Regions from separate parts of the Mus musculus genome. Here regions 1, 2, 3, 5 and 6 are each linked to region 4. A link is a loop called in an ENCODE intact Hi-C map of the cell type or tissue named here. Cell type or tissue: heart. All regions are shown on one strand. Links, peaks and the distances in the headings refer to the core of each region. The heading gives the core; the rest is flanking DNA. Region 1 overlaps Cpne8 (copine VIII). Region 2 holds the start of Alg10b (asparagine-linked glycosylation 10B (alpha-1,2-glucosyltransferase)). Region 3 overlaps Cpne8 (copine VIII). Region 4 holds the start of Cpne8 (copine VIII). Region 5 overlaps Cpne8 (copine VIII). Region 6 has its middle 25 kb from the start of Mir7648.

Region 1 (5,197 bases), core at 199-4,198, 67 kb before region 4:
ATAAATAAATAAATAAATAAATAATAAAAATAAAAATAAAAAGAGAGAGAGAGAGATTTCTAACCCAGGATCCTTAACTATCCGATGACAAACACAGTCATCCTAAGAAGGAAATCTTCCCCCCAAGTCATCAAAATTAATATTTCAAAACCAATGATTTAAAAAAATCTGTTTCCAAGAAATGATTTGTGGCCAGATCCCTTTTGCAAAACAACAACTAAGTGAATCCATCCGCATGGGGATTGGTGCACTTAGCAGTGCTTTGTAAATGACTCTGGTTTGTATTTCTCTCTGCACAGTTGGCAGGTAGACAGCTCCGCTGTTAAGAGATTGCCTCTCTGGGGACAGACCTAGCTTGCTGATTGGTTCCTCTGATCTTCGAAAGGCATCATGAATTGCTTAGGGTTGGATGCACTGTGTGCTTTTTACGTAAAATCTATACTTCAGTGCTTTCAAATAACAAAGAGTTTGTGTTATTATTAATTTCTAACAGAACCTCAGGATAATAATCTCCAGCAATTCTTACAATAATGCAAACCTATGTTTTTTTTTTTTCCCATTTGAACATATTTTATCCACTTAGCCTAGAAGCTAAGGCGTTTATTAACTCATTTATATTGTCGACTGAATATACGTATTTTTAATTCTTTGTTAGACTTACCTGGTGTGGGCACATCCATACACATGGGAGTGTGCGTGGTGTGCATGCATGTGCATGCACATGTGTGTGTGTATGATGTGTGCACGTGTGTACATGTTTGGGTGTGCATGTGTGCTGGCAAAGGTTGAGGTCAGAAGACAATTTTCAGGAGTTAGGTCTTTCCTTCAGAACGTGGGTCCTAGGAATCAAGCTCAGGGTGTGTCAGGCAAGCAGTGAGCGTCTTTACCTGAGGAGCTATCTTGCTGGCTCTAGCATATATTTTAAATATACTATGTAACATAATATGGATATGGTTTAGACAACATAATCTGTGGAGAAGGCAATTGTTCAAGGAGAACATCAAAGAGAACCCGCAGGAGAGGCAAGGAGACAGAAATGGTTCAAGTGTGTGTGAGTTGGGAAGTGTTTAACGTATTGTAAGAAACCTGAAAAGGATTTGGACGCCCAGAAGAAAGAGACAGCACAAGAAAGATGACAAACCACAGACAGTTTAGTTTTAGGTTTCAACTGACAATCTACTAGAAAATATTTAACAAGCAAATGAAAATTGGGTTTGTTTGTGAGTTCAAAGACAAACACTCTGGAGTCTCACAAGACATAGAAATATGACAGCTATTCAGAACAAAGTGTTCCACAGTGAGCTGATATAGAAAAAAAAATGAGAAAGAAAACACGAGAAACATTAATATTAAGACCAGAGAAGCAGGAGAGAAAAGGAAGCGTTGTGCTGTAAAAGCAGAAAGTCTTGGGAGGTGGAGGGGGATTTCTGGGCAATTTAGGGGACAAAACATTACTTTCTTGAAGAGAAGGGTCAGTTCTCTCCAAAGGAAAGAAGATGCATGAGATGAGAGCTGAGGAGTGAGCACTATCTTGGTTACACCGGAGTAGTGTTAGGAATCAAAAACTAGAATCCAGCTAGTTATAAATAGCAAAGCAAAGGAAGAAATCAAGAGGAATGATTCCAAAATTGGGATGGAAGAGGTGATATGAGGGTAGATCAGTATCACATTGAAAATTTGCATTCTAAGGATTATTGCTTTTAATGACACATGTATGTCTGCACGCATGCATGCATCTGTGCGGAGGTATGTGAGTGCGGGCACAGGCGCCTCAGAGAGCAGAAGATCGTTATCCTCAAGGAGCTGGAGTTACACTGGGTTGTGAGCCACCTGGTGTGAGTGCTGGGAACAGAACTCAGGTCCTCCGAAAGAGCAATGTACATTCTTGAGTGCCGAGTCATCTGCTCAACCGCACAAGCCATTTTAGGGTGAGAGGAGCATGAGACTATGTTGTGGGGAGAAAACACTCTTCTACCAAAGAATTATTTGAAAAAAAAAATATATTCAATCTCATATTGTGGAAGGCATGTGTTTTATATCATAAGGTTTAATAATAGCTGTCAATTGAAGGAAAATATATTCGGTCATATTGGACGCACGTATACCTCACATACTTTCTTCTTTGAATGGAAGGCAAGTTCAATGATAGGGACTACACGCACTTCCATCCATAGCCTCCAAACATCCATCACCATGGAAGTGTCTCTAACTGCTCTCCTCTTACACTCTCTGAACAGCAGTTTGCACTAAAACAAGCCATCAGGAAACATAGAAACTATTTCCCAGGTAAATGGTAATCCATATTATATCCAGTAAAGGGGAAGGGGGGCTCTATGGCAGGCACATGATGATGGGTAAACAGAAGAGAAGCTCAGAAGAGAGCTAACTAGAATGATCACATGACCTCAGAAGAACAGAGAAGAAGAGAGAAAACACCCTGGTCCCTGCCCACTCTCCAGTTCCTAGCTTTGGACCAGAGAGCCAAGCTCTGCCTCATATCCCTGCGATGATCCCAGCCCACGTGAATGAGAGGATTCTGCTCTTTCTTTCTACTGAAATAATCATGCCTAGAAGCTGTGGGCCTTTCCCTGGTTCTTCTCAAGAACATTTCTAATAGCAAGGTCTACAAACACAATATGACAAACACACAAGGCAACGTCGCAACAGGAGCCTGTTGCAAAGGGAAAATATTCTCAATGCCCAGCCATGATGCTATGAACCTTTTACAGAGAGGAAAACCATTATTGGCGTTCAGTCACAATGCTACAAATCTTCAATTAAGAGCAGCACATTTTCAATGCCCAAACATAAAACTATGAGCCTGTCCTAGAGAGTAAACCATCTCAATGCCCAGGCACAACATTGTGGAACTATTACAGACAGCAACACATTCTCAATGCCCTGTCACAATGCTACAAAACCATCACAGAGAGCAACACACGCTCAGTACAAAGGTACAACACTATGAACCCATGATTAAGAACAGAACATTCTCGATGCCCAGCCACAATGCTGCGTACCCATCGTAAAGAGCTGGTGGCATGCCTAGCACAGTGACTTCCACTAATAGGAAGGAAGTAGTATTACAGCATTTCCTTAGTTTATAGAAAAGTCATTATGTATATGGTTCTTTTTGCATTCCTTCACGTAATTCTAGTATGTTCTTTATTATACAGTTAAATATTATATCTCCTTTAGTGAACTAGAGAAAAGGTTTTTATGCTACCCCAAATCATCTCCTAGATTGTGATTGCCTCAAAAATTCTTCTCTTCTGTGAATAACAACACCATCCCTCTCTCTAGGCTACAACAGATATTGTATGTCCAACTATTCTGTTTACGGCACACAACAAAGGATGAGACTAGCTGCCCTCCCCACGTTGGTTGCTAATTCTACACCTGTGGAAGCACAGTTCACTGTGAATCCTGCTGAGCCCTTTTCCGAACATTACTGCATCTGTTCCTCACTTAGCCCTCCTAGCGTGGATTGAAGGTGAAATGCACCTCAGATCTTTATGTATTTCAGTGGCTTTGTTTGGGAAAGTGAACGAACCTTTGGGGAAGTGGACCCTTACTGACGAGAGTAAGTCACTGGGTTAACCCCTAGGGCTTCACAGTTTGCCACCCCCGCCCCAGGCTCTCCTTCCTGTGTGTCAGTGACATGTGATCACTCTGCTTTCTGACTGCTAGTCCTGCCTCCTGCTCCTGCTGTGTCTTTACTGCCATTCCACATAAGCCAAAACAAGCCCTTAATGTGCTGTTTGTCAAAGTCGTCTATCACAGCAGCAGAAATAGCCAACAGACCTTGCAAGTCGGTTTGATCTAATTTCAGTCTTTCACATCAGTAACAAGCAGCTACATCAGTATTTTGCCTGAGTACCTTCCTCTCGTCTTCTCCACCTATCCTGCTTAACACGCCAAGCTCTGCCTCTCTCCTGCTCCCTGACTGCATGGCACTACTGCTGGTAACAACTATGATCTGGAGAGAGGAGACTGAAGAAACAGGCATGGCTTGACCTGAGAACTTGTCATATTTTGGGTTGTGAGTCTATTCCTTGATGTCTTGCACGCTTAAGAAACTGACGTGAGGAAATTCTGCTGAACAATGAGAGGCAGGACAATGGCTCTGCCTGGAACTTGTGTCCCTCCCAATGTCTCCGATGTGGAGCCTAAGAAGACAATCTGGCTCACTATGGCGTGCTGCTCAACCTGATATGATATACAATAGGGCCACATCTTAAACAAAATGAAAACCCTAACCCATTCTACCAACAGAAGGTACTTTCTTTCCATAAGCTCCTTCTAAAGGTGACTCCAGCATTCTAAATGTTACTTGTTTTCTGTGAAAATCACATCAAATATCATTTTTAAATTTTCAAATGAGCATCAATATACAAATGGACATATTATGAAACAATATGTAATAATAAAAATATGAACTTACATGTTTGGACAAGTTGGGACTCTTAGAATCAACATCATATCTGAAATATTAAAGTATGAAATTCAAATTATTCTCACAAAAATACAGCTAAGAAATAATGTTTCATGGAACACACAAATGCTAAAGGTAATCTGAACAATAACCAATGGGACGAGAAACAGATTTTAAATTTCCAAACATCCAAAGACAGACGTGACACCTGTGGGTCATCTGAATTCCAAATAACCAAAAGCATGACCTCTGTTGTTCGAGAAGTTGCAAATCCATCTGTTCTTTCCAACTGTCACTCAAGTGACCCCAAAGTCTCTTTAAAATGAAATATTTTCCCCCTGGATATGAAAACTGCATACATCTTATTAACAGCACATGTATATTATGTACATTATAATTCTTACCTGATAGCTTAAATTCTGTTGTTAAGGTTGAAAACTCACTGGACTTATAGAAATTACTTTTTTTTCCAATCACAAGGCATAGGGAAACTGTTTTATGTAAACAGAAATAAATTTTGTAAACAGGAATTTACATGGGAACATGGTAAGCTTCAGCTTTAACCAGTCACTACTGGAAATAGATGGTCTCCTAGAAAAAATTCGGGATGGCTCTTTTGACTGGACATGACCAAAATAATATCATCACGCTAGGCTCTTAGATAATATTGTCCTGGGGCTACTCTTTCAACAAACCAAACCCTTTCACATTTATGCGTAACTTTTTACCAAAACTCAAGGCCATTTTTTTTTAAGGTTAAGA
Region 2 (5,197 bases), core at 543-4,542, 450 kb before region 4:
CAAAGTGAGTTCCAGGGCTACACAGAGAAACCCTGTCCGAAAACAAAAACAAAACAAACAAACAAAAAAACAACAACAACAAAAAAACCCCAAAACTCTAATAATAAAGTTTTACATTTTTCTACTTGGCTGATGGGAACAGAAATGAGATATAAATTTAAACTGCAAATGATGAAGCACTTTCAATTCAGTAGAAATTATAAACCATAAGACTATAGTTACAACTCCCAGTAAACAGCCATCTTCTACATAATTTTAGGTATATTACTATCTTCATCTTGTTCCACAAAAAAAAAAAAAAAAAAAAAAAGCTTAAATTAATAGAAAAGGTACCTGGCAGTTCTGAAACCTTACATTTTTAAATTTTGAAACGTTTCAGTTAACTAAGGAGAGTAGGGAGCACATATAAAAGGAGTTGGATGTCCAACCAAGTTCTTAGTGGCAATTATTCTGACGAGAATGTCTAGCATAGGAAGGCAGCCTTGTGCTCTTCCCTTTATCCATCATATCTAGCAAGGGCCAGAAGCTTCTATGGTATGCACTGGCCATGATTGAGCAAGCCCACTGGGCCTGAGGTCAATTGTAGACTAAATTATCTGGGAATGGTCTCAAATTGGTAAGTGTAACGTGTTCTCTGTAATCAAAGAGGATGTAAAGGGTGGAGGGAGTTAAGAAACGTCATCATGAATCCTAACGTAATTTAATTCTGGTTATTTCTAATAGTCGAGGAGAACTAGTAGAATACCCAGTTTCTTTTGATTCCAAGGTTGACAATTTAAAAGCAATCTCAGCTGCTATATGATGTGCTGCTGGCAAAATCAACCCGAATTTTCCAGAAGCTTTTCCTACAAAGCATCACCAACCATGCTGAAAACATACTTTGTCTTCAGCTTTCTTCAAATATCTTCCACCGTCAGTCTCAATTCCAATCTCACAATAAAGGGGTTATCTGAAGTCTCCGTAGCCCTCAACTTCATACATGTGAGCACTTTTTGAGACTACACACATAAATACTCCATCGCACCACACATTAAGATGCATAAGGGAAACGTACTCCAACAGAGACAGATATTAATGACTATTTATTACCTATTTTTAAGGACGACATTTACAGTGTCCCAGGCTGATCTAGAACTGGGAACAATCCTCCTGCCTCAGCCTCTCAAATGGGGCCAGTACAAGTGTGAGCCACCACTCACGGCAATAGCAACTAAAATTATATTCACGGAGGAGTGTTCCTCACCTACAAATGCCCCAACTCCTCACCAGGCACCAGGAAAATATTGCCCTGTAAACGAATAGATTCTTCAAAAGGGAAAGTCGCCCTGAAGCGAAGGGCTGGTTGTATGTTTCCATCTAAAAAGCATCAACCTTCATTATCAGCCAGAGACGATGAGAGGAAAAGCATTGTAATGATGGTTTTAGCGTCTCATCTCACTGGCAATGGAGAACAGGGATAACCGCAAACGAATGCAGTTTGGGAGCTTGGAGGTTAGAAAGCTGGGACCACTCATCGCCTTCTGGAGAGCAACAGACAACACAAGACACCCTTCTTTTCCAGAGCCTAGCGGCGGCGGCAGCATCACCTACAACAGCTCCCGCGCCCGAGCCCAGACCCGCCCCTCCCTCAGCCTCTGGCCACTCTGAGAGCTGCGAGCAGTGATTGACAGAGAAACCGTCCCGTCGTTGCATAAATGCTCCACTCCGGAACCGGTGACCCCCCCCCCCCCCACGCTTCCGTCCGACGCTCTCCCAGCATCCATTGCGTTGCGTCCTGTTCCCTGCTGTCCCTCGTCCCGCAGCGCTGGGCCTCTGAGCCCGCGTTCCGGGCTCGGCGCTCCGGGCTGCCCAGGGCTGGGCCCGGGACGCGGCTGCCCGCCCGCCCGCCCGCCCGCCATGGCGCAGCTGGAGGGCTATTACTTCTCGGCCGCCTTGAGCTGCACCTTCCTGGTGTCCTGCCTGCTCTTCTCCGCCTTCAGCCGCGCTCTGCGGGAGCCGTACATGGACGAGATCTTCCACCTGCCGCAGGCGCAGCGGTACTGCGAGGGCCGCTTCTCCCTGTCGCAGGTTGGTCTCTGCTGGCCCTGCCCCCGGGACGGATCCTCCCAACCTGTGCCTTTCCTCTCCCCGTCAGCCCTCCCAGACTTAAACCGTGAAGGGAGCTGCCTAGTGACTGTACCTAGCCTCGAGATTATGGCATATTTGTTAGGTGAATGCATAAAGATGATAGCTCCTCTTGGCAGTTGACCGATTTGTCTAACTAAGCCCTAGCACTAGAGACATGCAGGTGCTCCCTTGAACATGCATTAAAAACTACCTAAAGCTTAACCTATGAGGTTTTCCACCCGGTATTTTGAACGCGGAGTGGAGGATCTTAGGGCCCCCCAAAAGTTGATAGTTTTATTCTAACTTCATTCTTGGTCGTAGAAACTTACTGTTGTCTGGATTAAATTGGCAACTAGTCAGATTGCATCATTTAAAAAAATACATATCTGACTACAGAAATATGCACAGTGCAAAGAATCTTAAGATCCACCAGAGTTCTCATTATTGTTTGCCTGGTAGTTTGTAAAATTGGGACCTGGACAATTTAGTCGCAGAATATGCATTTTCTAAAGAGCAAGCCTTAGGAAGTAGAAATGAATAACTTACTGTCTGTTGGTTGTTGTCACCTTAATAATGGCAGACAGATTTGAGACAGGGAGCAAAACGTTCTTAAAATGGGGCTGGGGTGGTAGCTCAGTGGTTGAGAGCTCTTGCTGTTGTCCTGGAGAAGGCTACCAGACTTCTTTCTACCACAGTGAGCTGCTCACAACCATCTGTGACTCTAGGTCCAGAGGATCCAGTGCCACCTTCTGGCTTCCTCGGGTACCTGCATGCAGATGTTGCAAATAAGTATACTCAGGTGCATGGCACACACACTACATCTTAAAAATAAAACTTAAGAGATGTCTAGTCTGCCAGGATTTATTAATTATGTCATAGACGATCCTCTCCAAGTTCTTCATTATTAGGACAAATGAAACTTGATTATTTATTTATTTATCTTTTTTTGGCATTTTATATCAATGGGATAACTCTTGCTGTGCTTGACTGGTGGTCTTTTCTTTCTAAGTGGGATCCTATGATCACTACATTACCTGGCCTGTATCTGGTGTCGGTCGGTGTGGTCAAACCTGCCAGCTGGCTCCTTGGATGGTCTGAGCATGTGATCTGCTCCATTGGGGTGCTCAGATTTGTCAATCTTCTCTTCAGCGTTGGCAACTTCTACTTGCTGTATTTGCTCTTCAGGAAGGTGCAACCCAGAAACAAGGTATGTGCAGGATACAGTTACAACAAGTTTCCGTGCACTAAAGTCCACAGTGAGGAATTGGCTTTATAAGTTACGGAAGAAAATGTCTACCAGTTAGAGTGTTGGTGTCTGTTTTTCAAACCTAAGTGGAAATTCTCTACTCATGTTTAGAAGATACTTGCATTTAAATTCTGGAATAACTGTATTTGAAAATCTAAAGTAGATGTTTGTTAGTGAACAAAACCAGTTTAATAGTTCCATGTTTTCTTTGGGAACTTAGGTCTTCTTTTGTGGAAATGAGTTTAAGTTGAGGAGTTTTGGTGTGATTTCATAATTCAAGTCTTGGAAGTAGATTGCCTGGGTTTAAATTTAATCCTGGCCACAGCTTCTATTAACTTGAGCAGATTTACCTCCTTTGTGATTTTAATAATAATAAATTTGTCTCATTGAATTTGTATTAAGAGTAAAGGAACTTAATAAATGGAAGGTGCTTAGGCTAGTACCTACTGCAAGACTTCAATAAATGTCAGCTATGGCAACAATGTTTATAAGGTCTTATGAATTATGAAGAGGAGGTAGGTATAAAGTACTGTGAGGATTCACCCGATACATGACAGGAGCAGAGAAATACTGTCTCAGCCTGATGGAGTGATGGGAGATAGGAAGGCACAAGGGTTTCGGGAGCAACAAGAAGCAATGTATATGCTAAGTTTATAAGCTGTTGTGGAGCGCCACTTTTGTGTGGTTGATTGATTGATTGAGACAGGGTCTCACTATATAACGCTGGTTGACCTCAAACTCTGTGTACAGTTTTGGTTGGCTAGAACTCACAGAGATCCAGCTGTCTGTGCTTTCCAAGTGCTGAGATTAAAGGCATGCATCACCACACCTGGCCTGAGGAGGACTTTAATCAAAGAGATTCCATACACTTAACTAAAATTGTTAGAAAAGGAAAAAGAAGACATTTGAGTTCAGAGTAGGCCTGCATGCTTTCTAAAAGGAAAAATCCTTGTAATTTTGTCATACAAAAAGTAGGATCATGGGGCAGGGTATTTAGTACGATTTGCACATTTCTGTTGTCTCCAGTGTAGAGATTTGAAGGGCTGTCTTCAAAGGGTGGTGAGGATGGCTAAGACGTAAGTTCAGGGTGATGCAGCTGGCCACGTCTTTTCTGTGCTCTAGTCTCTGTATTCCTCATGTGCCTTAGTCCAGTGTCTTAGATCCAGTGACCACTAAATGATTTCTTCTGTGATTCTTAAGATTTTAAGCTATTAAGAGCTGCACCTCATTAGTATTTTATCAGTTTCCAAGATGATTAATATAATTAACAATTACCAGAAGTGTTCTTAAACATGGTGTTGCAAAGCCAGAAATACAATTCATTTAAATTAAACTTCAGTGAATATTTAAATAAATCTCTTTATTAATTCAGCAAGAAAATGTCATATTTATTTTATCCTAAAAATAGTACTTTTTCTTTTTCCTTCAAGGCTTCTTCAAGTATCCAGAGAATCTTGTCAACATTAACCCTAGCAGTGTTTCCAACCCTCTATTTTTTTAACTTCCTTTACTATACAGAAGCTGGGTCTGTATTCTTCACTCTTTTTGCTTATTTGATGTGTCTTTATGGCAACCATAGGACCTCGGCCTTGCTTGGATTTTGTGGTTTCATGTTTCGTCAGACCAACATCATCTGGGCGGCCTTCTGTGCAGGACACCTCATTGCACAGAAGTGCAGTGAAGCCTGGAAGATTGAGCTGCAGAAGAAGAAGGAGGAGAGGCTTGCGCCCACGAAGGGACCGCTCTCGGAGCTCAGAAGAGTGCTGCAGTTTCTGCTGGTGTACGCCATGTCCCTAAAGAACCTGAGAATGCTCTTCCTGTTGACCTGGCCCTACGTGCTTCTGC
Region 3 (5,197 bases), core at 755-4,754, 72 kb before region 4:
TAAATTGTATTTCATGTTGTAGCTACAGACTTGTCTGCCTTCTCTACTTTCATTTCGCTTCTGCCCTGAGCTTTAGAAATTTTACACATAGGAAAAGAAAGCTCTAGGAACAGGGAGATGGCTCAGAGAGTGCTTGCTTCCAGGACCGCCCTGGGACCCACATGACAGCAAGTGGGAAATTATTCTTTTCAGGTATCTTCCAATCTCCACATACATACTATGGTGTGTGCACTCCCACGTTGTGTGTGTGTGCGCGCACACACACACACACACACATACTACATAAATAAAAAATATTTTTAGATGTTAAAGGGAAACTTTGCAGTAAAAGAACTGATTTGAGTTGTTTAGATACAAACACTAATGGTTCCTATATATGATTTATTTTATTGTCACACACACACTCAGTGAGTTTACAATATAACATAATACCTTTGAATAGAATCACAAAGGTCTTTGTAGTCTGCACTCATATGCAAACTGAACCATGTACCAATGTTCTTATAGCTCAGTAGTCTGGTCTACAAAATGGACATAATAATTCCTACCGCATGTATTCCTGGGAGGATTATTTAAGAAAATACCTATAGATAATATATGCAAAGCACTTGGAATATTTAAGTCTGGAACATAATCCTCCTATTCCCTGGCTAAAGCATTGTTACATACTAATAATATACTACTTGCTACAAGAACCCAATACTGGGATAATTCTACAACTACCTAAATAAAATATCTTCAGTTCCAATCCCAGTCATGCAAGGTCACTGAAAGTGCTATGATGCAATGGAGCTGTGTCTTACACACCAACTCATTCTTCATGTTGTACACATAAACTTACAGAAGGACATTCAGAGAGCACTAACTCAGCGAACCCAGAATCTGAAAGACGTTTCCGAATTTTACTACTAACACACACAGCATATCACAAATCTAATCCTAAGCAACTTCAGGAGCATCTCACAGCCTGACATCTTTCTCTCCACAGTTCTACTTACAATAACTTTGAAATGGTTTTCCTGCTTTATTAAGGGCTGATGAAAGTCTGCATACATAATTTCCCTAATTAGTGGTTGATTTATGTTAAAAGTCATTCAGTGTTGTGTCGATGGTCCACTTTAATTCCACAAAGTCACTGGGGACAGTCAACTGCTCATGCATGACCTAACCATTAGATGTCTTCACATTGAGTTGTGATTTGCTTTTATACATTTTTGAGATCATGTAACTAATTTTTAACACGTCTATACAAATAGTCGAAGAAAAACTGAATGTTAAAAATATCTCGCCTTTGTAGTATTTTTTAACTTAATGCAGTAAAATTGAGGAACTGAAAATTTCTACCCAAAAAGATCATATCACTGGTGTTATCTGCTAACACTCATTGCTGGAATGCCTTTCTAATATTTCCTAATTAATTTCAATTTATTTTATTTTATAAATTGCATAAATGACAATGGTGAGTGAGTTGTTAGCTATATCATGCACTGCATTTAGTATGGCATCACTTTTAAGAGCCAAACCAAGCAGTACATTGTCTCAGTAGTGATTCCTGATCTTAAATAATTATTGCCTCGGTCGTATCATTTGGGATGTGAGAAAGTTCACCATTGAACAAGTGAGCTCAATATTTTAATAGAAATAACTGGTTGCAGTTTAACAATAGAGCAACATGGATTTTTGTCTTCATACCCAGGGTTTTTACCTTTAATAAAAGAACAGTGATGAACCACAGCAGTTAAGTCCTCTCTTCCCAATGTTCTAACAAAAACCTCCAAACTAACTTACAAAGTTCGAAAATCTTCCCCAACTAAATTTATCTATTTACCCTTTGGACTGATGATTTTCAACATACTTTTATCATTTTAAGAGGACACATTAAGCACATTAAGGTAGTTAATTAAGCCACTGACTGAAAATTAAGGTTTCAACAAATTGGCAGTCACTGATTAAAGCCAATCATTTTTTAAAAAATCAACACAAATACATAACATACATTTTAAAAAGCAATAAAATTCACACGTAGCAGAACCTCCATGCGTAAAATAGTACACATGGAAATAGTGTAAATAGCACCTCTTGGAAACACATTATCTTCAATAAAACACTAATTCTCGACTAAGCTATTTGAAAAGTAACATGCTATAGTTCATTTTCTCACCAGCAGTAACAAGCAAATATCTAAAAGACTAAGACTACCATGGAATATTGACTAATAATTGTTCAGTATGAAATACTTTAGTGTTAGTTACTAAGTAATAATATTAAATATTACGTAAAATCATCATGAGGACCTCTATTGATACTAAATCCTGAATAAAAGCCAATTTTCCACATAAACTATGCCAGCTCATCCAAATTAATAAGGACCTGAGTCACAATCACGCAGTCAGAATCAGGCAAGAATTCTATGACTCAGAATGTAAGGCACACGGGGATAGGAAATCTAACCCACATACAGAGTAGCAACCATTCAGGTGTGATCTAGTGAGGCTGGGTCTCATCAGCTAACATGCATCAGGAAGCTTTTATCCCCCAGACAGCAGAGGATAACAGGGGGGACAGTTACACAGAGATTTTTTTCAATGGTTCACATAAAGAACAGATCTGAGAGCTACACTCCTCTGTAGGTGTAAGGTGCAGTTGGGAAATTGGCAGTAGTGTGTTCACTCTCAACTCTTATCAAAGACGTTTCCCTCCCCACCCCCAGCAGATAAGAGCCCATCACAGAAAGCAATGACGTCAACAGGCAGAGAACTGACCATGAGTGCCTGCCCCAACTTATATTTCCACAAACCCTACACCTAGGCTGAGAGAATATTGCGGAAGAGGGGAGAGAAAGATAGTAAGAGCCAAAAGAACAGGAAGTCTGTTGTGAGATTGTGTCTTTTATATGACAGGGACACTACACCCGTGACATCTCAACAGAACCACTACCTAAACCATGACAAACCAGAAAGAATGAAAACACGGATGACATGCCGACATGAATTGGGAAAATCTGACCACATCTCGCCCATACATGAAGAAGAACAGGGAATTATCAATTGCTGAGAAGGACCAATCATCCCCAGAATAAACCTCTTCAATGGATCCAATACCAAGTGGAGCCCTAGAAATATATGCGTACAAGAAGCAGTAAAGAGACCCAGCAGCTTGTATTCACATATTTATTCACACATGAGTATACACATGTACATGTGCATTTACGTGCATGTACACACATGCATATAATAATTGAAGAAAAAAGAGGCCATGAATTTAAAAAGGAGTGGATACAGAGACATGGGAGGAGTTGAAAGGGAAAAATGAATTAATAAATATTTTTCAAGTATCTGAAACGTTGGGGGACCAAAAAGAGTTAGAGGGAGCAAAGAGAGTAGAGAAGAGACAAATACTGTGGGTTCATGGATGAAATCCTCCGAAAGTCACTGATTAATGTGAAGGAGAGAACCAGACAAATGTGGGAGACAGAAGCTTACAGGTGGAAAAATCTCAAGAGCAGCATTGTTCCGGAGACAAAAATGCAGATGAGTCAACAAGGATACCTGAGGGGAAGAAAGCGAGGGGGTGGGGCAGAACAAACAAGGAGGTGGAAAGCACAGGGTGGGCTGGAACCAGACAGAGGCATGTAGCAACAGGCTTTGAAAATGATGATTGTAGCTAACCTTCCTCTACAGAACTTCTAAAGGCTTCAGTTCACTCAAGAACCTGTCCTCTCATTTTCTCCATTTGCATTCTCTTTAAAGAAGCCTAAGCCCTAATACTCTCAATTGGTATTTTGCAGAATCCTGCCTCTAGTCTCTGAGCACCACCTAGCCAATATGTGCATTTAAAGGCTTACTGAGTGTCAAGTCAAAGTTAGCATCAACTTGGTCTCACCACCCAGGTCTCACCCCACATCCCTGGCCTCAGACACCTCTGCAGTAGAATTCACTGTTTACCTAGCTATACTATGCCTCACCAATACTCAAGAGAGCCGAGCAACTTCTCTTATTTCACAGCCAACAGGGAATCCATCTATAATCAAACAGCCATGATATATTCCAGCTGGGATTGTTTCTTCTCATTTCAGTGGCTTTAATTGTCAAATGTGACTCATGCAGTCAAATGACAACTGTTATCCTTGGTTCCGATTTTGCATCTCTGACCTCATTCTTTACTTCGGCAGGCGAGCATCATTGAAATGCATAAATCAAATCACATCGCTCTCCAGTAGCATACAACAACAAAAATTTAGACCTCTTAGGGGCATGGCCTGTAAATCTCTACATACCATATGTATATGCCCATTTCAACATTGTCACACGGCCACAGTATACACTACATCCCTTTCTCAAGGAACTTCATATTGCCTCTCCCTTTTGTTTTGAAATTCTGCCTTGCTAAGCTTTTCGGTATCTCCCCTCCTCTAAGCACACACTCATGAGAATGATAGTCCTGCCACAGTGCCTGGTAAAGGGGAATCTCTAGGGGCTTCCTCGTTTTCCTGGGGATGAGCTTTGGAGAGGGCTAGCCTGAACTTGTTTCTCTTCGGGGCCTCCGAATCCCTGTCAGTTGCCATGATGGAACTAAATGTCACTGCTTCCTACCCATACTTTCCCATTCTTTCTTCCCTGTGTGACTTTAGCCAGGATTTTTGTTTACTTTTGGCAGGTGTAGTGAGAAAAGGCACCACCGCACTTAGCTTTACATTCTAATGAGAGAAACTTGTCCTGTTTGTAAAGCTGTTCTTAAGAGAAAACACACATCATGGCCCAAGCATTCAATTTTCAAATGAAACTATAAAATAGAATTAACCTACAGAAGGAAGTTTATTTGAAGACCAGTTAGGGAAAGCAAGAAGGACCATGGAAGCCTACGCTGGAGGTTAGTGATGGATGGCCAAAGGAAGCCAGAGAACTGTTACCACATCTGAAATGGAAGAATTTCAGTGCTACCTTCTGAAGTTCAGCAAGAAAAAAAAGAAATCATTTTGGCTTGCCTCTCGGCTACCCATTGTTACATTTGGCACAGGGACAAGAATCCTAGACACACCCACTATGAACCTATTCTTAACCCTTTTATGGATTGCTGAGGTGATAAGACTAAATTATGTAAATGAGCATGTGGGCTGTAGCTCTGCCAACAACGTTAAGATAAATGGGCTTGCTAGTTCCTCAAAGAATGATATCCTTTATTCATACTAGCTAATGCC
Region 4 (5,197 bases), core at 712-4,711:
AGCTTAGATAAATAATAAAAACCAGTTTTCAGGTAATAATAGTGAATCACAGGGTCAGAATTTGCACCCAGGACGCTGACTTCGAAGTTCAAATGATACCACCTCCTAAGGTGGCAAGAGTTCTCAACACCACAGAAAGGAAAAGGACTTGTCTGAAGCTATCAAGTTGTCAAGTACACGTGCCCAAGAGTAGAAATTACGTCCAGTTTGGTAAGAAACACACAATGAACTGAACCTAGACAACTCAAATAATAGACTAGGCCTGGACAAGCTTAGAAGAAATACTTGATACTAAGTGTTCCTTTCTCTTTAAGATTCTTTGATTTTTTTTTCCCCTATTTGAAACTTTTTTTTTTTAAGTTCCAAAAAGTAACCCCACATAGAAGAAAGACTCCAGGGGCTTGAGTAGGAAGCTAAAACAAACTGGTTTAAGCCAGTGCACTTCAGGATCCCAGTATACCTACAGCAAAGCATTAGTATCTTTGGTACATGAGACCAGGACTATCTCACCTCACTCCGAAGGAACTATAGGCTATTCAGAGTTGATGTGCCTTGTCTGTTTAGGGCCCTCCAGATGCCGCAGGATTTCAAACAAATGACAGACCTCTAAAAGATGCTGAGATAGTAGAATTCCTGACCACCCACTGCCCATTGTGTTATACGGTGTTAGGTAACAGTCACCTAATATTAAAGCCAGCTTCAGAGAGAAGAGATTCACCTACAAATCGCCACAGGAGTCTGCCAGGCAGCTGCTAACTGGAAGGAGCCTAGTGGAGCATTCAAAGCAGTTACCCCAATAACCCCAGGGCTGATGTCATGAACTTTCACATTCTGAGGTGAATCAGAGCAAATCCTATGTTATCCCAGGGTTTTCCCCTACCAAAGAACATGGCCACTTGGGGAATGGGTGCTAAAACTTGAATTTCCAAGAAACTTTAGTTTCAGGGCAGGAATGTTCAACCTGTGGGTCGCGACCCCTCTGTGAGTCACATGACCCTTTCACGGGGCTCACCTAGGACCATCAGAAAACACAGATATTTACATTAGGATTTGTAACAGTAGCAAAAATACAGCTATAAAGCAGCAACAAAAATAATTTTAAGATGGGGGGATCACCACTACATGGGAAACAGCATTAAATTGTCACAGCATTAAGAAAGCTGAGAACCTGTTTTAGCGGCGTTTAAACTTCAGGGTTTGTTTACAACAAAAATCACTCATGCTTATTAAAGTCTTTTACAACGATCTTTCCTTACAGAAAGGCTAAGAACATGTGAGGGCATTTAAAAACACGGGGGCGTAGAGGGGTAGGAGTGAAGTTTTCCAACGAGACCGGTGAAAGGAAGTATTCAGCCTGGAAGTGGGCACCTGGGTACGTGCAATGTAGTATTCTTAATATAGCCAACCATCTAATTCCCCAAAACTGGGGCAGCACAGCTATTCTACCTAACTTACTGAGGATCTGGCCCAGGGAGTATCAGGAAGGGAGTCTGAAACTGGCAGTCCTTGAGAGTTGCTGAAAGCATTCTGATGTTTGTCTACCGGCGGGCAGAAAATAAGTCGTGACTTCTCAATTCTTAGGTAAGCCTCTGCCTGGAAGACTGAACCTGGAACCGCTACAGGCCTAGGGTAAACGTCCCGGAAGGGTGGAGGGTAAGGAAGCTGGATGGTTCCAGGAAGTGAGTGGGGAGGAGGAAGCTGTGGAACTGGAGCTGAGCCCACCGCATGGCTTCCCGGACGCCTGGCAGAGGGAGTCCCTGGCCAAGGTGCGCAGCATCACGCGCGCTCTTGGTAGGACTGACCCTTCGGTTCCCGACATCACTGAACCTCTGGCCCTGATTGCGGTTGTTTAAAATAAATAAATAATTTTTTAAAAGGTTGCGAAGTGGGCGGCGGCTAGGGTTTCTGTAGCTGAGTCACAGCTTTGCCAACTTTCACAACATTTCCCAGAAAAAAAAAAAAAAAAGACTCAGCCAAAGCCCACCACTCTCGTCCCCAGTTCTGTGTCATTTGACCCTCTGGGGGGGAGGAGGGGAAGGTAACGTCAGCCAGTACCACAACTAGTCCCCACTCAGCATGCAACTTCTCACCAGCGCCAAGCCTCGTGGTACCTGGAGCGCTAGCCAAGTGCCACCAAGCTCGGATGGAAGGAAGAAAAGAGAGCCGCGTCCTCACCTGCAGGACACTGACACCTCCACTCGTGTGGCGGGGATGGCCGCACTCAGCTGGTTCAAGTCCCCGATGCCCGTGGCGCTGGTGTAGCGGCTGTCCATCTCGAGCTGAGGAACGGAGCACTTGTCCCGAGCCCACATCCAAGCTGCGGCGGGCTGAGCGCTGCTCGGAGCGGAGCTCCGCACCGACGGGAAGGGGTGAGGGTGGAGGCAGAGGAAGGAGGCGGAGGCGGCGCGGGAAGGGGAGGGAGGAGGCGGACCTCGTCGCGAATCCGGCGACCGAGCCAGTCCTGGCAAAGCCGCCTCGGTCTCCCAAGTGGCGCTCCGGGCTGCTCCCGCCCTGGGGCAGCCCCCGGGCGGTGACTGGGTCTGCAGCTCGGGGGCTCTGGGCGTAGGGCGCAGAGACAGTAGGTGACCCGGACAGACACCGCGCCGTCTAGTGGGAGAGCCCCAGGCGCCGGCGATTGCCCCCCGCCCCAGCTGATATGCTCCCCACTTCGGGCTACTGGACTGATGTGGTGGTGGGGCAAGGGATGGCCACCAGCCTTTGACTCCTGGTGCAGAGGGGCGTGCCAATATATGGGGCAAGCTTGGGTGGAGTGGACGCTGTTGGGACAATCGCAGCGTTATAAGAGAGGTTTCAATGCGTCTGCCATCCCCTGCAACTTTTAGGCGAGGGTCTCCTTAAGGCAAGATCGGCGCCTTGCAACGCACTTGCCAAACCGCAGGGATTTCTGCCCTGAGGCCCGGGAGGTCGTAATAATAACTTATAATCTAGCTCCTCCTCAATCCTGCTCCTCAAGACCTGAAAGCAGGGCAGCGTAAAGCAGATGAGCAGCTCGGGTGACCGGGGAGTTTAGCAAATAGATTCCTGGCGGCGCGACTGGGAGTGGGCAAGACGCGGGGCGCCGCCGCAGCTTGCCGGGTAACCCCCACTTTCCTGCGCACACCTGACCCGAGGCGTCACTGCGGGTCTTCTGGCGATGGCCGCCAGGGGGCGGTGGAGAGCAGGGCGCCCAGCCTCAGGAGGGAGCGTGGCTGGCTCTAGCCCTGGCTCACCTGGAGAATCCTGGGCTTGTGACTGGTCTCCCTTGTGGTATTTTAATCCACTTGGAGCCACTTCCTTAAAGAATCTGTGTGGTTGCAGGGGAAATAGAGTGTAGATGCTTGCCGCTCTTCCCTGCCCCAAATGTTTGCGTCACTTTGGTCTTGTTTGCTTTCCCTGGTCGCCCCGCCCTCCCTTCACCACCCCTTAAATCCACCAGTTCTGTTTTTCTTTCTCTTCCCCCTATCACAAATTAAACTGCAGCTGATGACTAGAATTTTCCCTCAAGCTCTCTTATTGATGCCTGAAATTGATTTGGTGGAGGAGGTCTAGAGGGTTTTTTTTTTTAAGCAAACTAGAATTTTATTTTGCAGGCACCTCCTGAAGAAATAAAAGGTAAGGACTTTAGTGCTCAACCCAGAGGCCTTCTCCGAATTTTCCACTTTATCTAGGTCCATATGTGTGTGTATCTGAATGCATTGATTTACATGCACAATAGCATGCAGGTATTTAAAGTGTGCCCTCTGATGGATTACGATCGGTATCAACCCGCTAAACCATCACCACACCAAAATAATAAACCATTCCCTCGCCCCAAAAGCTTCTTGTGTCTCTTTTGTAATCAATCCCTGCTTTCGCCATTAAAACAACACTTCATCTTTAATTTAAATACCACAGAATATGGCACACTCCATGCCTAACCCGGTTTCTTTCCGTCTGTAAAATTCTTTGCAGTTTCATCTACGATAACAGGTGCATCAATAGTGAATAATCTTCCTTTTAGAGACTTGCCACAAATTGGTCACCCACTCATCTTGATGAACAGTGTACTTGCCCCTGGGTTTGGGCTATTACATACGAGACTGCTGTGAACGCTGGCATATGGGTCTTTTGTGGGCATAAGCTTTCATCACACTGGGCAAGTAGAAATAGAATAGCCAGATGAAAGTGGAAGAGTACACGTAATTTCTTAAGAAATTACTGAATTGTTTTTACAAACTAGTTTTACTATTTTCTATCCTAAAGTAATATATGATGGCCAATTTTATCTATGAGAGTTTTTTTGTTTGTTTGTTTGCTGTTTTGGTTTAGTTTATGCCCATGTCAATGCTAAAAACCCTTGGCATATATATATATATATATATATATATGTATATATATATATGTATATATATATATTATACACACATACATACATATATAAAAATATATTTTGTTTTCTTCTTGTAATTTTAGTTTCAGAATTTACATTTGGGTCTATGGTTTCTTTTAAAGAATGTTTTAAAATTATCTTAAAGTAATCTTTGCCAAAAAATCAACATAGCAAATAAGTTCACTCTTGGACACTGCCTTGTTCTGTTGACCTGTCTGTCTCTGTTTAAACCAGAATCAGAGTGTCTTAACTACTACGGCAACAGGATATTTTTAATTGATTCCTTTCCAAAGAGTTTGGCCACTTTAAAATGTTTGTATTTTCCTCACAGAATTCAGATTCACCTTGACAATGTCTATAAAAATTCCTAAATTTTTAATTGAGCTTATGTTTATCCTAGACATGGTCCCTAATAGAGAGGAACTGGCATCTTATCAGAATTCATCTTCTGACCGCAAACACTGTACAATTTGCCATGTTTTTTAGGCCTTCCTTAATATGTGTCAGGTTTGACTTGTTGGTACCATAGGAAGAGACTGGAGGAAACACAGTGAGGCAGAGACTGAAGCTGCTCTGTACTTTCCTGGGGAACTCCAGACAACTGCAACCTCTGACAGAGGCAGGAGTTCGCACTTGACACTTTGAAGAGAATGTGGCCCTGGGAGTCAGTCAGGTTTACAACTTTCAGTTCTGTGAGACTGCAAGCTCCATTGTTTGAAGCCTGCCAGTTTGTGGCCATATTGTCTCAGCCTTAGGAAAGGTAAACACTGGGTGGAAATGTTAATTCCATGCCGATTGCTTAAGCTCAATACTAATGAGCGTAGCCTA
Region 5 (5,197 bases), core at 615-4,614, 82 kb before region 4:
ATTGATTTGACTTATGAGTTTTCTGCTGAAAGCTCCTGGATACTTTTAATAAAGGTATGAACAGTAGCTACTGATTTAGTGTTTATTGTACCCAGTGTTCTCCAACACAAATTTACCACACAATGCATTGCTCTTTCTTTCAAAAACTATCCTAAAAATGTATTGTTAGGGTGTTTCAAAATAGGAATTGGAGCTAAGGAATTTAAAGCAAATTTGCTCAAATTACAAACCTGAGAGATTGTGAAACCCAGTTCTGGTTACCTCCAAAAAGCTTAGATACACCACCTTCTCTCACAAGGGCTGTATGCTTTCCTCTGCACCCAATTAACTCTTCGTGTCACTAATGTAACCCACAGTAGTAAAATTATCGTATGTGACAGTTAAGATCTGGCCTGCTGAAAGTCTACTAATTTAAAAGGCTTGGTCTCGAGGGGGGCACAGATGAGAAAGTGGGGCCTACTAAGGGCCTTTAGGTTATCCTTGTGTGTCTTCAGGAGGATGGTGGAGCCTTGCAACCTTTTTCTCTTTCTTTAGTTTACCAGCTGTATACGAAAGGGCTCTGTGTTCTTGCCACAATCTTCTGTCTTTGTACAAACCAAAGCAATTTAGCCAATCGATCTTGGAGTGGATTTTTGGCAGAGAAGCCCAGTATCTATTTCCTCAGGTGCTTACTGTACTGATGGTAGGATAACAGTGGTGGTGTAGAACACCAACTTATGCATTTTGCTGGTGGAAGAGCTGAGACTTAACAGCTCTGATGCTAGTACAGTTTATGGGCAACCAAAGTAAATTATAGTGTATAAAAAACATTGATCTAGTTTGTTGAGCTTATAGGCAGCATCTTGGATACTTTTTTAGTACTGTTAAAAGACACCATGACCAAAGTAATTTATAAAAGGAAGCCTTTAACTTGGGGCTCATGGTTCCAGAGGGTAGTAGAATTCACTACACTCATAGTGGGAAACACGGCAGAAGCTGGGCAGGCATGACATAGAAAGAATAGCTGAGAATTTAAATCTTTTCCACAAGTGAGAGAGAGAAAGAAAGAGAGAAAGAGAGAGACAGAAACAGAAACAGACAGACAGACACTGGGGAGGGGGGGAGGTCACAGAGTTTTGAAACTCAAACCCCACCCCCAGTGACATACCTCCTTCAACAAGGCCACACCTCCTAATCCTTTCCAAACAACTCCATCAATGGGGACCAAGAATTCAAATACATGAGCCAGTGGGGTCCATTCTCACTCAAACCACTTCCATCAGATAACACAGTCACAGACATGTTTGAGATAATTTTACAGCCCAAACGATGTCAAAGCTGGCTATATTTTCACATGTAGAAAATTAGTGTGGTCTTTTCTTAATCTAAGTTTTTTAAAAGTTCACCTTCTAGACAAGCTGTCCCCATTTTAGCCCTCCCTCCTCCTTCCCTCCCCTCCCCCCTCCTCCTCTCACAGGGATAGGTGATCTCCACAGACATTCACAGACAACACACAGATGAGTCCTCACTGGAGTCAGATCAGCCAACACTGACAAGTTGAACTTCAGGTGCTGTCAGGCCCTCTCTGTCTTGGTTTTCTGGTCCCTCAGCTTCCTGTAAACTTTGTCCTTTGCCCGTCCTTTCTGGTGGTGACCTTCAGCCCTCGTCTGTCTCCACCTTGAGGCCTAGGCAACAACTAGGAATCCTGCGTCCCATGGATAGCCTCAGTTTGTTCTTCAAGTACCACTTGCCTCAGGGTCCCACCTTGGGCCCTCCACAGCTCCCTTGCCACTCTAAGAACCTCCCTTCATCTTCCACCCAAAACCGAGTGCCTGGACCACAAGCTACTGCTTTCCAGAACGTTTTCTTTCTGCTTCCTTCAACTCAGCCAGCAACTGGTACATTACCACAGGGCTCCATTTCCCTTCCAGGACCTGCTTTCCTGCCACTGACCCATGCACACTGGTCCCCTGTCCTTATGCAGATGTACCTGTGCCTGGGCTGAAAGGGACCAAACCAGAAAGCCTATTGCTTGAGGAACATCATCCATACATTCCCCACAGAAGATGAGAGCAATCATTCTTAAACAGGAGCTTTCTCTAGTGGTTTTCTGAGCCGGCTGAATCCATCGCTAACCTTATAGAGAGGAAAGAAAGCTCTGAGACCATTAGGGAGAAAGTTGGAGCCAACCTAACAGCCCCCAACCAAACCAAACAACAACAGCAACAACCAACCACAGAGCTGAGTGGGAGCAATGCTAATTAATTGCTAATTAACTGCAAAGGAGAGGGGCCAGGAGTCACAGAGACCCAGCAAAGGCTGCACACAAGCAAACAGCACATCACCAAAAAATGTGTAGTAATAAATATTTGGTGAATGAATATAGCCTATCCAACAAAAGAGGCTTTCTGGGAGCTGCAAAAATGATAAACTGCTAACAAAATGAAAGCGAAAGTTTTGAATACCAAATCACTTCACTTCAGTTCTTAGAGTCTATGTTTTAAATAACCATTTTTATTTAAAAAAAAAAAAAGAGCCGAAGACTTTCAATGATGGCCATAACTAAAGCTCAGAAATACAATAGTTACGTTGAAATTCTAATTATGATTATTCATTAAGGCACGTGGCTACATACAAGTAGGCTTTCTGCCTTTGTGACAAACCTGCCTTAGTTGTCAAAAGTTTGATTAATGAATAATTTAGAATGCTACTTTGTCTTCTCTAAATTCCCAAATTTTACAGTTATTATTCATTTAAAAGTGCTCGTCTCATGAGGTAATGATAACTCAGCTGCAATTAGGAAGCTGGCAAAGAGTCCGCTGAACATTTTATCAGCATACAAACCAGGCCCTTTAGAGGGAAGAGAACAAGAGGGTGCTTTGAATAACTTAGAATATAAATGGGGAAACTAGAAGATAAACCTCTGATCTAAATGAACTAGTAAATAAATGTTAAGCTAAATAAATGTTAAGCTATTTGGATGATGCAATTTAAGATAAATAACATATGAGACAACAGGAAGAGTTTGAAAATTCAGGATGAATCAATTTTGTTTGCTGTGGGAGTACTTCCTACCTCAGGAGGTACTCTGCACTGCATTTCAAAAGCATGTGTTCAGCAGCATGGGGAAGATTGCCAGAGTCCATCACACAATTGCAATGGAGCTGCCTGCAAGCAGGAAAATGCACAGACCCCCATCTGTAGCCCTAGCCTTGAGGAAAAGCCTGAAACGCTGTTCATTTTGAGTGGCTGCCTCGTCAGGGTGGGGGAAGGTGGTCCAAGAGAGAGGGGGCGGTAGAGAACAGAAACTCACTTCTCTTCTTAGGAGTCTGTGATCTCTCCTGTGTGAACCACAACATCTATGGCACACTTTGTAAGTTCCAGTTTTATATACCACATGATGAGATGCACTCTCTTTAAAAGCTGTGTGTGTGGCGGAACTAACCTCCTACCAGAGAAGTGCTTTTCTGACTTCGTATTATTAGTATTTTCTTGCCTTTATCCTTCCGTGCACATCCACTCTCTTCTACTAAAAGCAACATGTCTACAATCCCCAACCCTTTTTATCTCTAGGGGATTTTTTTCCCCCTGTTAGATGGACTCATGGGAAATGGGAAAAGACATGGAAATGATGTCATTGGATCAGCAAAGATGGGTATGGACCTGGGAGAAGATGTGGAAGGACCAGCTCCTCTGGAGAACGCCTTGATGATAGAGGCAGCCCAACAGAGCTCTCAAGAAAGGTGTGTCCCTGGCTTTCTCAATACTTTTTCAAACAAGAAAACTTTCCTTTGAGACTAAGTAATGGAGTAAAATGTTGTCTGTCTAGAAGCTGCATTGTTAACAGAAGACTCTGAACTTCAACTGTAGCCCGTGGAACTTGTTTCCTATCTATCCGTACCCTCCAGACACATGCATCTCTCACAGGTACAGATTTTCAGAAAAGCCAGTCTGTTTTTGAGCAGGCGGACCCGAGACTACCTATAATTGTTTGTTCCAATCCCTTGTTCACCTGAGGTGAAGCAATGACTGAGACCATAGAAGGTGAAAGTGTTACCAGGTACTTCTCTGACAATACCTAGCGAAAGTAGCATTCCACTAGCAAGCTAATCCAATGTGGCTTTATTCTCTGTTGACTGACTGTGTCTCAGCTCCCTCACGGTACTTAACACCTTCAATTCACCTCAGACACCACCTTCCTGTAATTTCTACAGTTTTATTTCTTGTTTCCTTTCTTTTGTGACCAGTCTCTGTGATGTTCAAATTCTGGATTTCATTACCTACTTCTACCGGTGATTGTTGCCTGGCCCACTTTCTTAGAAGACTCTCGGATTCTCACACTCAAACAAGACACCTGTTGTGGCAACATTTTCTGAATGCTTGCCTGAGAGAACTGATCAGTAAGGACACATGTATACTCAGACATTTGAGAGAACCATACTGTTTTCTGTAACCTACGTACAACATGGAAACAACACAGTTGTCTGCATTTTCCAAATCCCATAAAGCACAATGATTGGAATCCACGCTCATCGTATCTAAGGCCCTGCCTTATTAGCTGCCCAGCCTCAGTACCACTTAGCAAACCCAATAGACAACTAACTCCACAAAACCAATGCAACTCAATAGCTACTGAATCCACTCTACATCCGAATAGTGTTGCAATCGTTACCCTACCTCCTGTTACCTCTTAGCGTGAATTGACATTTGTTGGTCTCTTCGAATAGGAATTTCAAGTCATCTGAACCAAGGGAACAGCCTGATGCTGTGCTAGAGTCATTACACACCTCAATGGATACAATCATCTCAACTTAAAAAAAAAATGTCTAAGAACTAACGAAAACGCTTTGCAATTAAAGCGTGTTTTAAAATTGGAATGATGGTTGCCTTTTACGGAGGAAACTAAAACGTTAAAAATTTTCCAATAAGATCAACCACTTTAAATTATGATTGCCAGTTTATAGAAAGCACCATTCCCAACTTCTCTCATCTGAAATGAAAACTTGATACTTTACTGTGAATGCTTTCTCTTGAAAAATATAAAAGATACATTGTGTAATGGGTTTTTTTTTTAATTGAAAAAACAAAGTTAGATTTCATGCTATTCTAGGAACCCTTATGCATGCTAAAAGTTGTTTGGCAAGGACATGATATAACAATTAAAGGCACTCAACACTGTTTACTTTGAACCTTACTTTACAGCTTTCTGTTCAACGGC
Region 6 (5,197 bases), core at 534-4,533, 430 kb before region 4:
AATAGAAGATTCAGAAATAAACCCACCCATCTATATTATATTATATTATATTATATTATATTATATTGCCATGTGTTAATTACACATAATATTGCATTTCATCAGGACACTTTCATGCATGTATGTAATTTACTTTGGTCATGTCTTCCTCCACGCATTTGCTCCATGGTCCTTTCCTTTCCAGCCAGTCTCAGTTCCACTACCATATCCTTATGTGAATGTATATGTGTCTTAGTCGATGGTCCAATGCTGTGAAGAGACACCGGAACCACAACAACTCTTATAAAGGAAAGCATTTAATTGGGGCTTGATTACAGTGCAGAGGTTGAGTCCCCTCTCAGGATGGCCGGAAGTCTAGTTAGAACCATAGTGGGAATTCTGGTGGGAGGCATGATGGCATGCAGGAAGACATAGGTCTGAGAGTTCTATGTTCATATCTGCAGGGAGCAAGAGAGAGACATCCTCTGGACTTGGGTAGGGCTGCTGAACCCACAAAGCCCATCCCCAGTGAACACACTTCCATCCATAAAGCTACAACGACCTCAACTAAGCCCCACCTCTAATCCCTCTAGTAGTGGTTGCCACTCCCTGATGACCAAACATTTTCATTCAAACTACACAGTAAGTGATCCACTGAATTTAATTAGAGTTGCTTACAAAAGCACGGGTGAAGGCAGGCTAAAGTACTACAGAACAACTTAGCATAGTCTACACCACTAGGGAAAAATGTCTTTACATCTGGCAGCAACTATCAAGTGCAGGTGTATTATTCTCAGGACTGAATAGGGATCCATGATCCACCCCCCCCCTCCCATCTAGGATGGAGTATTGATGAGCTCAAATCTTCTGTGGGTCTTATGCTGATAACCACAGTTGCTGAGAGCTCAAAGACACACTGCTGTGTCATGCCCAGAAATAAAATGCTCTACAACCCTCCAGCTTCCTCTTGACTCTCATGTTCTTTCTACACCCTCTTCTGTGATGTTCTCTGAGCCCCGAAAGGGTGCTAGATGTGTTCCCCTTCGGGTTCTGCTTTCAACACTCAGTGAATGTCAGTTCTTCGAGCAGTTATGCGTTTGTGAAGTAACCACTCCTCACTACTCTCAAAGTCTCTCTCTGTACAAGGCTGACAACAGCATTGATCTGTGGACATAAATACAAATGTTTAGAAGGTGATTTTGCAGGCATACCCTGTTGAGTTAGCAGAATAGAAATAGGGTAGTTCTCAACCGGGGTCTATGAACTTCCTAGCCATGAGATTTTGAGCATACTTTTTGTTCTAGATGTGAAGGCCTCAAATCCAGGCAAAGAGCAGCCAGTTACTCCAATATCAGATTTTCTATTATTGCATAATGACATGCTCTACTGAACGTGTCTTGCCTGGCCCATCAGTGATGTGGAATGCAGGATTCTAGTAAGAGTGTTGATAGTTATTCTCTAGCAGTCTGCAGAACACTTCTTGGCTCTGGAACACTAGCCAGTAGTTAGGAAGTTTCCAGCCTGATGCAAATATTTGACAAAAGTCCCAAAGCATAATCTGGGGGGTGGACAAATTATACTGGCAAAATTCGGTACCCTCCTGTAGAAGAATGAAGATAAATCCATATGCCTATCTCATCAATTCAAAGTGGACTTTAATTTCAAACCTGAAACTGGTCAATGATAACATGACTTCAGGATGCAGGTGTGTGCAAAAACTTGACTGGACAGGTCAAGAAGGAACAAATTGAAGCACATGAAACTGAAAACTTTATGCATAGCAAAGGAAACACAGTAGAGCAAACAGACAGCGTGGAGAAAATGTGTGCCAGCGATCCTTCAGACAGAGGATTAATTTCTATAGTATATATTTTTAAACTGCAAAAAAAAAAGTGAATGTTTCCCCAGTTTGTCAATCAACAAGTGGAACAATGAAACGAATGGGTAGTTCTCACAAGAAGTAATATAAATGACCAATAAATATATTAAAAAACTGATCTCTAGCCTTGTCCATCTGAGAAATGCCAACTAAAACTGCCATGAGTCCATCTCACCTTAATCAGGATGGTTATCATCAAGAAAAGATACAGCAACCTTGGCAAAGAGGTGGGGAAAGAGGAACCCTCCTGCACAGCTGATGGAGGTTTACTAGCCAGTATGGAAGTCGTATAGCACTGTCTCAGAAAGTTAACATTGTAACGATTGTGACCACTGTCTGGGCATGTAGCCAGAGGGTACTGAATCCCAGAGACGCTTGCAGGTCTGCATTTAAGACTGACTTATTCACAACAGCAAAGAAATCTCAATCAGCCTTTGTAAACATATGGATAACGAAAATGAGGCTACATTTTACATATACACAATGGGGCTTTATTTAGCCACAGACAACGTTCTGAATCCTCAGTAAAATGGATGGAACTGAAACACGTAAGTGTGGGAACAGTCTCAGAAAGACCAACACCACTGGTTCTTTCAAAGGTCTTATTTTAGTTTTGTATATTTTGTATGCATACATTTATGAAAATGAGGAAGGTATGTGCTAGGAAATTAGGAATGGGTTCATGAGAGGGGGAAAAATACTTTCAGCAGATAACATTTTAGCAAATGCTATCTAGGTGAACTTCTCCAAAAGTCATTGACTGGGATGTTAGTGTTGTAATACTGCACTCTAGCCACTAGCTGGCACTGTATATCTGCTCTCACTGTGGCCAGAGCCAGGTGAGATAATTCCAGCTATTCCATAGTTTTAGCTGTCACCTACCTAGGGAAACCAGAGGCCCGTGGAAGCTTTCCGCTTACAAGTCTCTTAAATACAGTGCCTCAGAAGGAAAAAAATCCATGTCCAGAAGGAAAAGAATATGCATGCTTAAGTGAACACCTCAATAATGATGCCATTCACTTAATGATGCCTCCCGGCAAAGGAGGGCAGCAACAGCGGAGCGAATGTGAGCATACAGGGGTTTATATGTGAAAATGCCACAATAAAACTCACTTTTATATACTAGCTAAATAAAAAATGGCATGATATTTCTGCCAATATAGGTTATGTGAAGACTACATTGTTATCTTCACTCATCCTGGTTTAAGTGTTAGGAATGTTTGGATGGGATTATATGTGTGTGAAACACGTGGAGTTCCCGTTCAATTGGATGAGAAGAGTCCAGTCACCGGGGCTCTTTATGTTATGGCCAAGGAGCTGGTTTACACTTGTGTCTTCTAACTGCGTTTTCTGTACTCATTACCGAAGATAAAACACGTGTGTTTAACTGAACAGGGTCTTCTTCATCAAGTAAGAAGAGTAAGGAAGCGAAATGGTGATCCAGACAGTGAGGCTTGGATCCGGTCGGGAATATTTGTAAAATTTCATAAAAGAGCATACATTCATGGCTAAAAAGGGAAAACAAGAGTCAACCTACTGATCACTTAAACGACATGCAAATTAAGCTCGAGGAGATAGGCGACTGCAAAAAGCAGAACACGGAGTCACCTTGCATACATCCAAGACCAGTTTATCAAATGACCTTAGAAAACTGATTACTGTAAACCCCTAAGCAGTGGACCCATCCCTGGGTATATGTGTGAGAGGAGTTAGGGTCTGTCCGGCAAAGGGCACAAAACTTCAGAGCAGAGTTTTCGACATTACTACAGTAAACTGGAACCAATCCCTATAGGCTCTTGGGGGGTAGGAAATACATAAATTATAGTCCAGCTGCACGCTAATAATATTAAATAGCACTGAGGACAAGCCAGCACTCACCAGTGTGGGCTCAGGGAACACGGTGGGAGAGGGGCAGGAGCTTGTAAGAGCCAGAAGATCAGAGAATCTGCTGCTGTGAGATCGAGTGTCCTGGAAATGAACGGAAGATTCACCCATGAGATCACAGCAATATGGCTACCAAATGAGACTGAGCAAGGAGACGCCTATGGAAGAGCTAACATAGAAGGAGCAGATCTCGCGGCATTCCACCCCTCAAGAAAGAACGACAGGCAGCTAAAGGATGCTGAGAGCGGGAGACTTAGTTCTCACAGGTGATGAGCCTTTAACGATTTACCCGCCCGACACCAAGTAGTTAGCTCTGAAATCTCCTATATACCAGAGACACTAACAGGATCCTTCACTTTTCCAGTCAGTGCTCTCATATAAGTGAAGGTATCTTTCAAGGCTAAACTCCCATTGAAGATCAGTCAATTGTCTTTTGCAGACTTGGGTTGGTTTGGTAACCTCACCAGACGGTTGATTCAAAGACCCTTAAGCCACACTGAGAAATTTTTAGAAGTCGTAGCTCTACATGCCCTGTGCTGCAGAACTCGAGCTTTTCCTGAGGTAGAAAGAAGAAGGCCCGCCTTGAATTTTAGTTGGGTTCATTTTCTGTCACCTGTGCTCATATGATTTACCAATAAGTGTAGAGTGGTTGCTCCCTCCTGATCTCTTGCTCCTCTTAGCACAGGATCACTGTAACAAAGCAGTTTGATAACTTGTAAGAGTCATTGACATCAGAGTCAGGGGACACTGAGTAGTGCTATGGGGTCAAAAGATCACTTTTTGCGTCGTTTCTTTCGCTGTACCAGTAGTTTAAACTGACTTGGTGTCTACCCAAGAAGAGTAAAGACCTACCTGGGCTCATGGCTTGAGTTTTCACCCTATAGTCACTTGTCCTTACCACACCTAAGCCATAGTGAAGCAGAGCTTAATGCTGTGCGGAGAAAGGAGAACAAAGTGTCTTACCTCATGGTGGGTAGGAAGCTACAAGATGGACACAGGAAGGGCCAGAGCAGGATACATCCAACCCTAAGGACTTTTCCCTCCTGGCTACCAAGTTAGGTCCCATATTCCAAAGTCCCCAGCATTTCCCAAAGCAGGACTAATAGCTGGGGACAAAGCTGTCAACCCATGAGTGTACGTTTGTCATTTTGTGTTCAAGTCATACCGTTACATGAATAGGTTTAAAGAATCATAGTCTTGGGCAGTGTTTCTCTTGGAAGCTCTATTGTAATTTTTATAAAAACTATAAAATATAATAAATACCATACTTATGAAATACCTTGCTTAAAATTTCATTTATTTATGTATTATTTTGAGACAGAGTTTCTCTGTATAACCCTGGCTGTCCTGAAAAATCCCTCTGTAGACCAGGCTGGCCTCGAACTCAGAGACTAGCCTGCCTCTGCTTCCAAATGCTGGGATTAAAGGTGTGCACCTTCACAGCCTGGCTGCAGT

What was found. Peaks named below come from ENCODE experiments on the same cell type or tissue, not always from the same donor. Only the 100,000 strongest peaks of a DNase experiment are listed, where the experiment ranks them.
Region 1: it touches region 4 in a loop (2.5-fold over the local background); 6 of 42 quality-filtered maps call a loop at or near these places.
Region 2: a loop joins it to region 4, with 2.1 times the contacts of the local background. A loop is called at or near these places in 5 of 42 quality-filtered maps.
Region 3: a loop joins it to region 4, with 2.2 times the contacts of the local background. A loop is called at or near these places in 6 of 42 quality-filtered maps.
Region 5: a loop joins it to region 4, with 2.2 times the contacts of the local background. A loop is called at or near these places in 5 of 42 quality-filtered maps.
Region 6: a loop joins it to region 4, with 4 times the contacts of the local background. A loop is called at or near these places in 17 of 42 quality-filtered maps.

The regions. Positions count from the first base shown.
Region 1 is chr15:90,610,667-90,615,863 of GRCm38, forward strand. It overlaps Cpne8 (copine VIII), which reads right to left. Exons shown (of 20, transcript NM_025815.2): 5 at 4,445-4,484. Among named protein-coding and RNA genes, the nearest start is that of Cpne8, 66 kb to the right of the region's middle. In heart, for the core only: no CTCF peak of the experiment used is centred there; no DNase peak of the experiment used is centred there.
Region 2 is chr15:90,222,542-90,227,738 of GRCm38, forward strand. It overlaps Alg10b (asparagine-linked glycosylation 10B (alpha-1,2-glucosyltransferase)), which reads left to right and starts at 1,770. Exons shown (of 3, transcript NM_001033441.3): 1 at 1,770-2,067; 2 at 3,116-3,313; 3 at 4,783-5,197. The coding sequence starts at 1,897. Mir7648 (microRNA 7648) reads left to right here and starts at 1,819; the gene lies at 1,819-1,871. In heart, for the core only: CTCF peaks have their summits at 1,537 and 2,867 (motif pointing left); a DNase peak (open chromatin) is centred at 1,660; H3K4me3 peaks cover 2,079 bases; H3K27ac peaks cover 1,591 bases.
Region 3 is chr15:90,604,981-90,610,177 of GRCm38, forward strand. All of the region lies in intron 5 of Cpne8 (copine VIII), which reads right to left. Among named protein-coding and RNA genes, the nearest start is that of Cpne8, 72 kb to the right of the region's middle. In heart, for the core only: no CTCF peak of the experiment used is centred there; no DNase peak of the experiment used is centred there.
Region 4 is chr15:90,676,993-90,682,189 of GRCm38, forward strand. Cpne8 (copine VIII) reads right to left here and starts at 2,396. Exons shown (of 20, transcript NM_025815.2): 1 at 2,176-2,396. The coding sequence starts at 2,312. In heart, for the core only: no CTCF peak of the experiment used is centred there; DNase peaks (open chromatin) are centred at 1,699, 2,419 and 3,159; H3K4me3 peaks cover 2,072 bases; H3K27ac peaks cover 1,097 bases.
Region 5 is chr15:90,595,130-90,600,326 of GRCm38, forward strand. All of the region lies in intron 6 of Cpne8 (copine VIII), which reads right to left. Among named protein-coding and RNA genes, the nearest start is that of Cpne8, 82 kb to the right of the region's middle. In heart, for the core only: no CTCF peak of the experiment used is centred there; no DNase peak of the experiment used is centred there.
Region 6 is chr15:90,247,187-90,252,383 of GRCm38, forward strand. No RefSeq gene overlaps it. Among named protein-coding and RNA genes, the nearest start is that of Mir7648, 25 kb to the left of the region's middle. In heart, for the core only: a CTCF peak has its summit at 2,640; no DNase peak of the experiment used is centred there.